Regions from separate parts of the Homo sapiens genome. Here regions 1 and 3 are each linked to region 2. Evidence: chromatin contacts called from ENCODE Hi-C data. All regions are on one chromosome and are shown on one strand. Each heading gives the region's core, a stretch centred on a gene start or an enhancer-like site at or near the end of the contact. The rest is flanking DNA. Distances are from core to core; before and after follow the strand shown.

Region 1 (2,700 bases), core at 163-2,662, 400 kb after region 2:
CTCCTGAGGCCACGCCAGCAGTGGGAAAATCTCCAGAGTGGAACTGAATTCAAGAAACCTGTGTATAGAATACTCCCTCAGCGACTTGGGGTTCCAGATCCAGCCACCTGAAAACTTTCCGGCATACAGCAAAAAGAAAACCCCTGATTTCCTAAACTCAATCAGCTTTGAGTTTAACGAGGGTGCCTCTGGGCCAATGTCTAATGAATCACAGGATCAGAGTCACCGCCTGATATTCTGTGGTTCTGGTGAAGCCTGGGCAGCACAGCAAGACCCTGTCTCTACAAAAAATTTAAATGTTAACAATTAATTAAAATTTAAATTTAAATAAAACGTGTGGTGAGTGGCAAACTGCGGTTTCAAGCAATTAGAAGACAATCCCTCTTCTGAAATCCAGGTCCTTGGCTTTCTCATGCTGTCTCATCCTCCCAGCACCACACTCTCCTTTCTTTGCCTCCCAGTTCTTTTCTGTTGGCTGCTTCTCCTTCTGCTGCTGGGCTTTAGCAAGCTGATCCTGAGTGCAGTTGGTGGATGGCGACAGGCCGGATGAAGACAGCGATGGCAGTGACGTGACGTCGCGGAACCAGAGGTTGTGCCCCATTGCAGTGGCCATTGCCAGAAGCCCAGGCCCGCTGCGGATCCACAGCCCTCCCTGCATCCTGGAACCCCCGCCACCTTGTCACTGTCACTCTGGGTGAACTGCTTGCTTTGTGTCTGTCTTCCCATCAGACGACAGGCTCCCAAAGGCCAGGCCAGCCGTGTCTGCATGGCTGAGCTCGGGGCGCTCCAGCAGGGCGTCTGGCATGCAGCAGAGAGGGATCAATACTGAGAACAGAACAGAGGAAAAGGGCAGAAGCTCCAGGGCCAAGGTCAGCAGGAGGGAGGGCCTGGGCAGCCACAGCAGGGACACGAAATCTGACTCCGTTTTTTTCATCTGTAAAACTGAAATTGTGACTCAAGAGTTGTGGAGATTAAATATGAAGACCGCTGAAAAGTGACAGTGGCGCTGGCTCACAGCTGCACTCAGTTGTGGTGACAGCCAGTGCCCTTGTGTCCACCTATGTAACCATCCCCAGCCTGGGGACTTACACAGCCCAACGTCACGTGTATTTGCTGCACTTTTAGTTGCAATTCACAAAAGCTGGCTCCGGCTGATTAAGCAGAAAAGGAGATCAACGTGAGGGGCTGGGTGGAAGGGGAGGGGTGCCAGGCAGCTCACTCTCACCAGCCATGCCGAGGGCCAGGCTAAGGGGAGCCTCTGGGGGCCAAGCTCGGAGCCTCACCAGGGCCATGGCCCAGCAGGGGAGTCTCTGCGGCCCCCATCCAGCACAAAGGAAGCCACCCCACAGCTCTGCTGCTGCCTTAGGCTGCTGCGTGCCAGGGACCGACCACCACCTGGAAGTCACCGGCACTGCTGCCACCTCGACCGCCACTCACAGCAGCAGTGGCAGCCCCCACTGTCCCCTCACGCTGCCACGTCTGAATCAGTCTCACCCAAATGCTCAGGCCAGCAGAGTCGGGTCACAGCGAAACTGGAAAATAGATTTCTTATTTTCATATTGGGAAATGCGACTAATAACCTAGGAAATTTCCCCAAGCACAGGAAGACTACTCCAAAGATAAGGAGCAGCCACAAACCCGCCAGACGCCGGCAACCTGACTTCTGAGTGTTTCCCGGCACCGTGAACACAATAGACGACACGTGATACGGTGCGGCCTCTGCGCCCGGGAAGCTTCGCCCTCTGCTGGCAGACGGCGGGATCCATCGGGTGCTGGGAGGACCGGGAATCACAGCAGGCTGACCAGCCATAACAGACAGAGTATAACCCCAAAGAGTCAATCGCTGTCAAAGGAAGACTGTTAAAAATCTTATACAGTCATATAATTTGGGTTGAATAATGAAGATTCTCATAAAACCCTATCACTCAAATCTCCGATTTACAGTACTTGTTGCATGGTTTGAAAAGATTTCCTGTTACAAAATCCCCACTGTGTGATTTGCTGACTCTGATGTAGGAAGACAGACACGGTCACCAAGTTCACACAGAAAGGATCCATCTGAAGGGCTGGAAACGCCCAGGCACGCGGACAGGCAGCGGTGAAGCCACAGAGATGATCTTCCCAAGACCCCACGGAGCGCCACGCAAGGCTGCAGAGATCCAGGGAACAGCGTGCTGTGCGCGGGGAGGTGGTCTGGCGAGATCGGAGTTGAGATGGCCAGGGCTGAGGAACAAAGTGTCCAGGGTTCCCAGCGTTTCTCAGAATCACCCAGGCAACCTCATCAGAAGACATGGTTCTGCTCCACATCCAGCAACCAAGACTATGTGATCCTGACACCTGCAGTTCAGCCCTCCACTCCCGTCCTGTTCAACCCTCCACTCCCGTCCAATTCAGCCCTTCAGTCCCGTCCAATTCAGCCCTCCACTCCCGTCCAGTTCAGCCCTCCAGTCCCATCAGTTCAGCCCTCCACTCCCGTCCAGTTCAACCCTCCAATCCCATCCAGTTCAACCTTCCACTCCCGTCCTGTTCAGCCCTCCAATCCCGTCCAGTTCAACCTTCCACTCCCGTCCAATTCAGCCCTCCACTCCCGTCCAGTTCAGCCCTCCAGTCCCGTCCAGTTCAGCCCTCCACTCCCGTCCTGTTCAACCCTCCACTCCCGTCCAATTCAGCCCTTCAGTCCCGTCCAATTCAGCCCTCCAC
Region 2 (2,725 bases), core at 1-2,500:
GGTTCTGGCCAGTCTAGAAGGATGAAGAATAAGGGTCTTCATGTCTTCTGCTGCACCTTTTGAAAGCAGAAAACTCTACCCTCAAATCAAGCTATCAGCACCATTTTTCTTTAACATGGGTCGAGGAGGCATGAAGCTCAATTGCACGTGCCTGCATTTTTCATTTCATAAATATTCACGACTCCTCCTATAGCTTATTGAATATTTATATTCAGCAACCTCACTCACAAAAAATCCCTGTTCCCTTTGCCCCTGCCTCCTAGTGTCTGTTTCCAGCTTCTGTCTGGAGGCTACACTTCCCAGCCAGTCAGAATGGCTGGTCTGCAGGCTGCAGCCCTTTAGGAGAAATGAAGCTCTCCTTTCCAAATTTATAAACCTCAGTGTTCTTCAGTGACAGGGTAATCTGGTACCTCAATGTGAAGGCACACTATTTCATCACAGAAAAAAAATACAGTAGAAAAATAGAGACTAGTCTTTATGTTGAATGTATAAAACTGTTTATATGTAGACAAGTAAGAAAGGTAGGTTACAAACAGTAGGTATGGGATGAATCACTTCAGTCATAAACAAACAAATGCACACAAACACATATGCCCATAGAATAATAACCATGAATTTATTTCCTCAAACACCTATCTCTATGGAAGGAGTGTTTTAGTTTTATTGTGGGGCTCCTTGTTTCTTCTCATTTTCTACAGTTCATATTAGTAATTTGCAGTCCTACTGACAAATATTATTAAATACAAATAGATCAACCCAAGTGAATTTGATAACTAGTAATGAATCGAGTCAGGCTTTATTGTTCATTCTTTCCTGCCTCACTTTACATGAGCCCCTTAGGAAATGCCAATGAGAGAATACACAAGTGGCATAGAATATGCATGCTGAAATGACTCCTTTTGTGAATAAGTTAATCCCAGAGAAGGCAAGTGACTTGACCAGGCTCACTCAGTGTTAGAACAGAACCTGGGCAGAGTCTCCACTTCCTGATTTAACTCAATACTTGGAAAAGGCCCTGCCACAGAGGACAGGTGTTTTCTTCTTCATAATTACAAAGTAGGAGAGAAGAACTTGGAAACACTAGTCTTACCAAACTGATAACCTTTCTGATATCACTGATGGTCCACTCGCCCATCAGTGATATGTAAAATAATGGGAGGACTGTTCTTCAATTTTCTTTAACACTGATATGAATTCTAAACACAGAGATACAGTAGAATCTCGAGGCAGCATCTTTTGTCGTTTCTGATAAGCACGAGTGCTTTGAGTGTTGTCAAAATGTGGAACTGCAACTCACAGAGGAGGAGGCTGCCAAAGCAATGAGTTTCAGCTTTGCTGTGAAGTCTGACTTGGTTGAGGAGGGCAATTTGCCCTCCAGGATGGGGTGCAGTGTTTAAAATACTTGTCACATGAAGGCAGTGTCTCAGCCCTCCCAGAAGCCGCGATGCACCCCCAGCTACAGCAGGACTGCCTTCACTGCTTCCTACACATTTCCCATTTGCTGGGTTTTGAAAGTCATTATGAAAAGAGAAGCCTTGAAAGAGAAAAGGAAAGCAAATTTCATGGTACAGTCTTTGTGAGCAGCTCTCAGCAGGAAGCATCTCCATGGTGACCAAGGTCTGCTCCTGGACGTGGAAGAGGCAGTCACCACCCCCTAGGTTAGAGGAGACACAAGTTGCCAAATATTAACAGGAAAGACAAAGACTTTACAAAACTTTTTGTGGGTGTTCTCATTCACTCTAACGTCTCATCCAAGGTCTGCTCATGCCTCACAGAAAAGAATGTGACTTAACCTAGACAACACCAGTTCTTCAGGTAAGACATCACAAGCCATCCTCAGGTGGCCAGCGAGGTTCTCAGAAGATCAAGGCCATGGAAGTTTCTCTCCAAGAGCTGTCAGTGGTGGGGAGATCAAAGGCCTCCATTCATTCAATATTTATTCAGCAAATATACAGAATCAAGAATCAAGCTGAGAGCTGAGTTCAGTAAGCCAGGGAGTCATCCAAACAGGTCGCAAAAATCAAAGGGGAGGTGAGAAGCAGGTATCAGAACTCAGCGCCAACTGCCAAGGGAGGGAAGGAGGACCTGGGAGGTTCTGCCGCCCAGGCTGGAATCCCAGGCTCTCCCCACGGCTGTGGTGCAAGCCTGGAAGTGACGAGAGGAAGGCTGGACCAGAGGCACCTCCTGATGGGGCACTCCTCCCCACGTGCTTTTTCAAGAGTAAGGGGGACAGAACTGCAGCTCTAGCCTAGGAGAAGCAGTGCCAAGGGTGATTTCGAGGGAATCAAAGCCTCACTCCCACTCCAGGAAAGGCACAGACCTGCTCAAAAAACATCCGAATGCATGTCTGCACAGAGGGTCTGCACAGAGGCAGAGAAGCATGAGAGGAGGAAGATATGATGGCCTTCACCCAAGGAGCATGGCAGAAGGTACTTCTGGTCCACTAGAAGTCATCCACACTGGCTGGATGCCACTATCCTCTTCTTTTTCTTCAAGCCTCTAACAGGCATATTGCCTGGTCCTGCACTGACCCCTCTCTGTATGAGAGCTCTTAGCTTCAGCTCTGTCGATGGCCTCCCTGGTTCACAGGAATTCCTTCCTGGCTTCCTGTCCCCCTCTCGCCTTCTCCTCCCACCTGTCCTTTTGTGCCGTATGCTGCGTTTATTCCAACTTACCAGTTCTGCAAAAACACTTCAGCTTTGAATATGCTGCTTGCTTTGCCTTA
Region 3 (2,700 bases), core at 74-2,573, 480 kb after region 2:
AGCCAGGCCAAGATGGTGAAACCCCGTATCTACTAAAAATACAAAAATTAGTCGGGCGTGGTGGCGGGTGCCTGTAATCCCAGCTACTTGGGAGGTTGAGGCAGGAGAATCACTTAAACCCGGGAGGCGGAGGTTGCAGTGAGCCGAGGTCACGCCACTGCACTCTAGCCTGGGCAACGGAGCAAGACTCCATCTCAAAAAAAAAAAAAAAAAGCAGACATCATTTATATCTTTAACACATACTGCTGCACAAAATTATGTATCAAGTATTTCATATGGCAGTGAACTGTGTTTCTATCTCTCTATCTGTCCCTCAGTGCTTTAGGCATAACACATTCTCAAAAGCTACTTGAATAGATGAAAACCAGGACAGGGCTCTAACAGGCCCTACACAATCCTCATCTTCCTCCCCCGCTCATCTCATCCCCTACCTCATTCCCCCTGACGCATTTACTCTATCCACGGCAGCTTTCTTGCTGTCCTGAACTACCATGTGCATTGCTTATGCTCTGGGGGCTCATTCGGTTCATAGTCATTTGTTGAACACCTACTATGTGACAGTCATGAAAAGGCACTGGAAAATACAAGGTAAAAAACTAGTGTGAAAACAGTTGAATCCGAAGACAGTCTGTGGTTTACTGAATATTAGTGTACCAATGTTAATTTCTAAGCTGTGATAAATGTACGATGGTTATGTAAAGTGTTAACATTAAGGGAAGCTGGGTGGAGGGTAAAGAAGAACTTTCTATGTATTTTTACAACTCTTCTAAATACTTTAAATTGTTTCAAAATCAAACATTTTTATTTTAAACAACATACAGTTCCTACCTTCAGGAACTCAAATTCTAGAGGAAAAGGTGGGCGTGTAAATAAATGAGTCCACCAAAGTGAGTGATAACTTCCAGGTCAGAAGTCATGTTCGGGACAGGATGTGAAGGGGAAGGAGGCAGGCCGGCTGTGGCCAACCCTGTTATCCAGTACAACCGTTTAACCTCCTAAAGCCTCAGTTTACTTCTCTGCAAAATGGGAACTAGGGAACAGACACGGGTCCTTGCAGGGCTGGTGGGAGATCTGCAAACCGAAGTCACCATGGGACCGCGCATGCTATCAACAGCCAGGCCGAGCAGCACCTGCCGCCCTCCCAGTGACCCACCTGGAACTCCAGCCCGTAGATCACTGGTGCATCGTCCTCCATGCTGCGGGGAAGCGACCCGACCCCGGCCACTCACACGCTAAGGACCTCGCTACGGCCGGCGCGTCCCCACCTCGCGGGCGTGTTCCCAGCGCCCATTCATTCCCTCCCCGCAGCAAACGACTCCAAACTGGAAGTCTTTCTGGCCCAGAACAGCTTCCGTAGTGGCCACTTCCTATTTTTCGGATGTGTCATCAATCTGTTCCTCACCAGCGACCAATGGCAGCGGCGCTGGCTTGTGCGCATGGCCACTTGGGCTCACATCCGGGCTCTCAGCGCGGGGACTCCTGGAGGTGAGAACCCGGCCCAGAGGAAATAAGTTGGTGGGCGGAGCGGGCCGCGGAGGCCGGCTGTGGGTGGAGGCCGGCTCCGAGCGCAGGCCGTCGGGAGCAAGCGGCGATTAGCCTTAGCTAGCCATCGCATCTAAGAATCGCTCACGCCGTAGTTGGGCGCCGCCATGTATTGTCATTTGTATGTACTTGGCGTTCCTGAGCGCTGGGCCAGCGCTTCACACGCACTGCCATAAGGAGCTTCATCCAACCCTATGAATAAGCTGTTACACTTCCATTTTACCGATGAGACGCTGCAAAGTTGAGTAACACAGTCGCAGCGCTCATTGGTCCATTGGGTAGCCAGGATGGGCACCTGAGCTGACTCCCTTAGGTTCGGCCCAAGGTGCCCTAAGTCAGGGCCATGCCTAATGCATTTCTGCAGGTGCCCAGCACTGTGTGGCAAAGAAAGCACTACCAAGGATGGGGTTATGAAAGCCGGCACCGCACCACTGGTGGTCCTGGACTGCATATGCCTCCGAATGGGAGTCGGAAGGGAAGGCCCTGGGGTTCCTAGAGGTCTCCAAAGACTAAAGACTTGTGGTGGAGAGACTGCCCCTCTTTCGCATCCTGCTCAAAGTGCCTGCCCTGGCCTTGGGCCAGCAGAAATGGCATCGCAAGGACTCCAAAATACATCATAGCTGAACCACGCCGCTAGCCTGGTTCCACCGGGGCTTCCAGGACCACGCACCTTTCCTCCATTTCTGTGATTAGCTTTCCCCTCTACCCTTTATTGATCTCCGTGACGGAAATGGTTGGGTCTCGTTTTGCTCAGTTGGGCAAGGCGCGTGGTATTGAGTTAAGGCTGGATGAGTATCTGTTGAGTGTATGAAATTTTAGAGATTACATGAGAAATCAAATGAGCAGGCCGGGCGCGGTGGCTCACGCTTGTAACCCCAGCATTTTGGGAGGCTGAGGAGGGTGGATCACAAGGTCAGTTCGAGACCTGCCTGGCCAACACAGTGAAACCCCGTCTCTACTAAAAATACGAAACTTAGCCCAGCGTGGTGGCACGCGCCTGTAATCCCAGCTACTCGGGAGGCTGAGGCAGGAGAATCGCTTGAACCCGGGAGGCGGAGGTTGCAGTGAACCGAGATCGCGCCACTGCACTCCAGCCTGGGCGACAGAGCCAGAGTCGGTCAAAAAAAAAGAAAAGAAAAGAAAGAAATCAAGTAAGCA

Evidence for each region. Hi-C counts contacts between places; a loop is a spot of excess contacts on that map. Pooled maps may share reads with other maps.
Region 1: a loop to region 2 is called in a pooled map, with 4 times the contacts of the local background. The contact joins two enhancer-like sites. A Hi-C loop is called at or near these places in 3 of 37 single-sample maps with no recorded cell type and 7 of 50 pooled maps.
Region 3: a loop to region 2 is called in a map with no recorded cell type, with 7 times the contacts of the local background. The contact joins the promoter of EIPR1 here to the enhancer-like site in region 2. A Hi-C loop is called at or near these places in 5 of 37 single-sample maps with no recorded cell type and 5 of 50 pooled maps.

What each region holds. Positions count from the first base shown.
Region 1 is chr2:3,302,045-3,304,744 of GRCh38, forward strand. All of the region lies in intron 3 of EIPR1 (EARP complex and GARP complex interacting protein 1), which reads right to left. Among named protein-coding and RNA genes, the nearest start is that of EIPR1, 74 kb to the right of the region's middle. Within about 2 kb of position 1,413, at least 9 of the 41 ENCODE cell types and tissues checked have a DNase peak (open chromatin) inside an H3K27ac peak, as active enhancers do.
Region 2 is chr2:2,900,186-2,902,910 of GRCh38, forward strand. All of the region lies in intron 5 of LINC01250 (long intergenic non-protein coding RNA 1250), which reads right to left. Among named protein-coding and RNA genes, the nearest start is that of LINC01250, 220 kb to the right of the region's middle. Within about 2 kb of position 1,251, at least 5 of the 41 ENCODE cell types and tissues checked have a DNase peak (open chromatin) inside an H3K27ac peak, as active enhancers do.
Region 3 is chr2:3,376,495-3,379,194 of GRCh38, forward strand. It overlaps EIPR1 (EARP complex and GARP complex interacting protein 1), which reads right to left and starts at 1,324. Exons shown (of 9, transcript NM_003310.5): 1 at 1,154-1,324. The coding sequence starts at 1,195. RefSeq lists enhancers at 828-1,107, 1,128-1,307, 1,328-1,377, 1,649-2,165, 2,166-2,682 and a silencer at 1,548-1,607.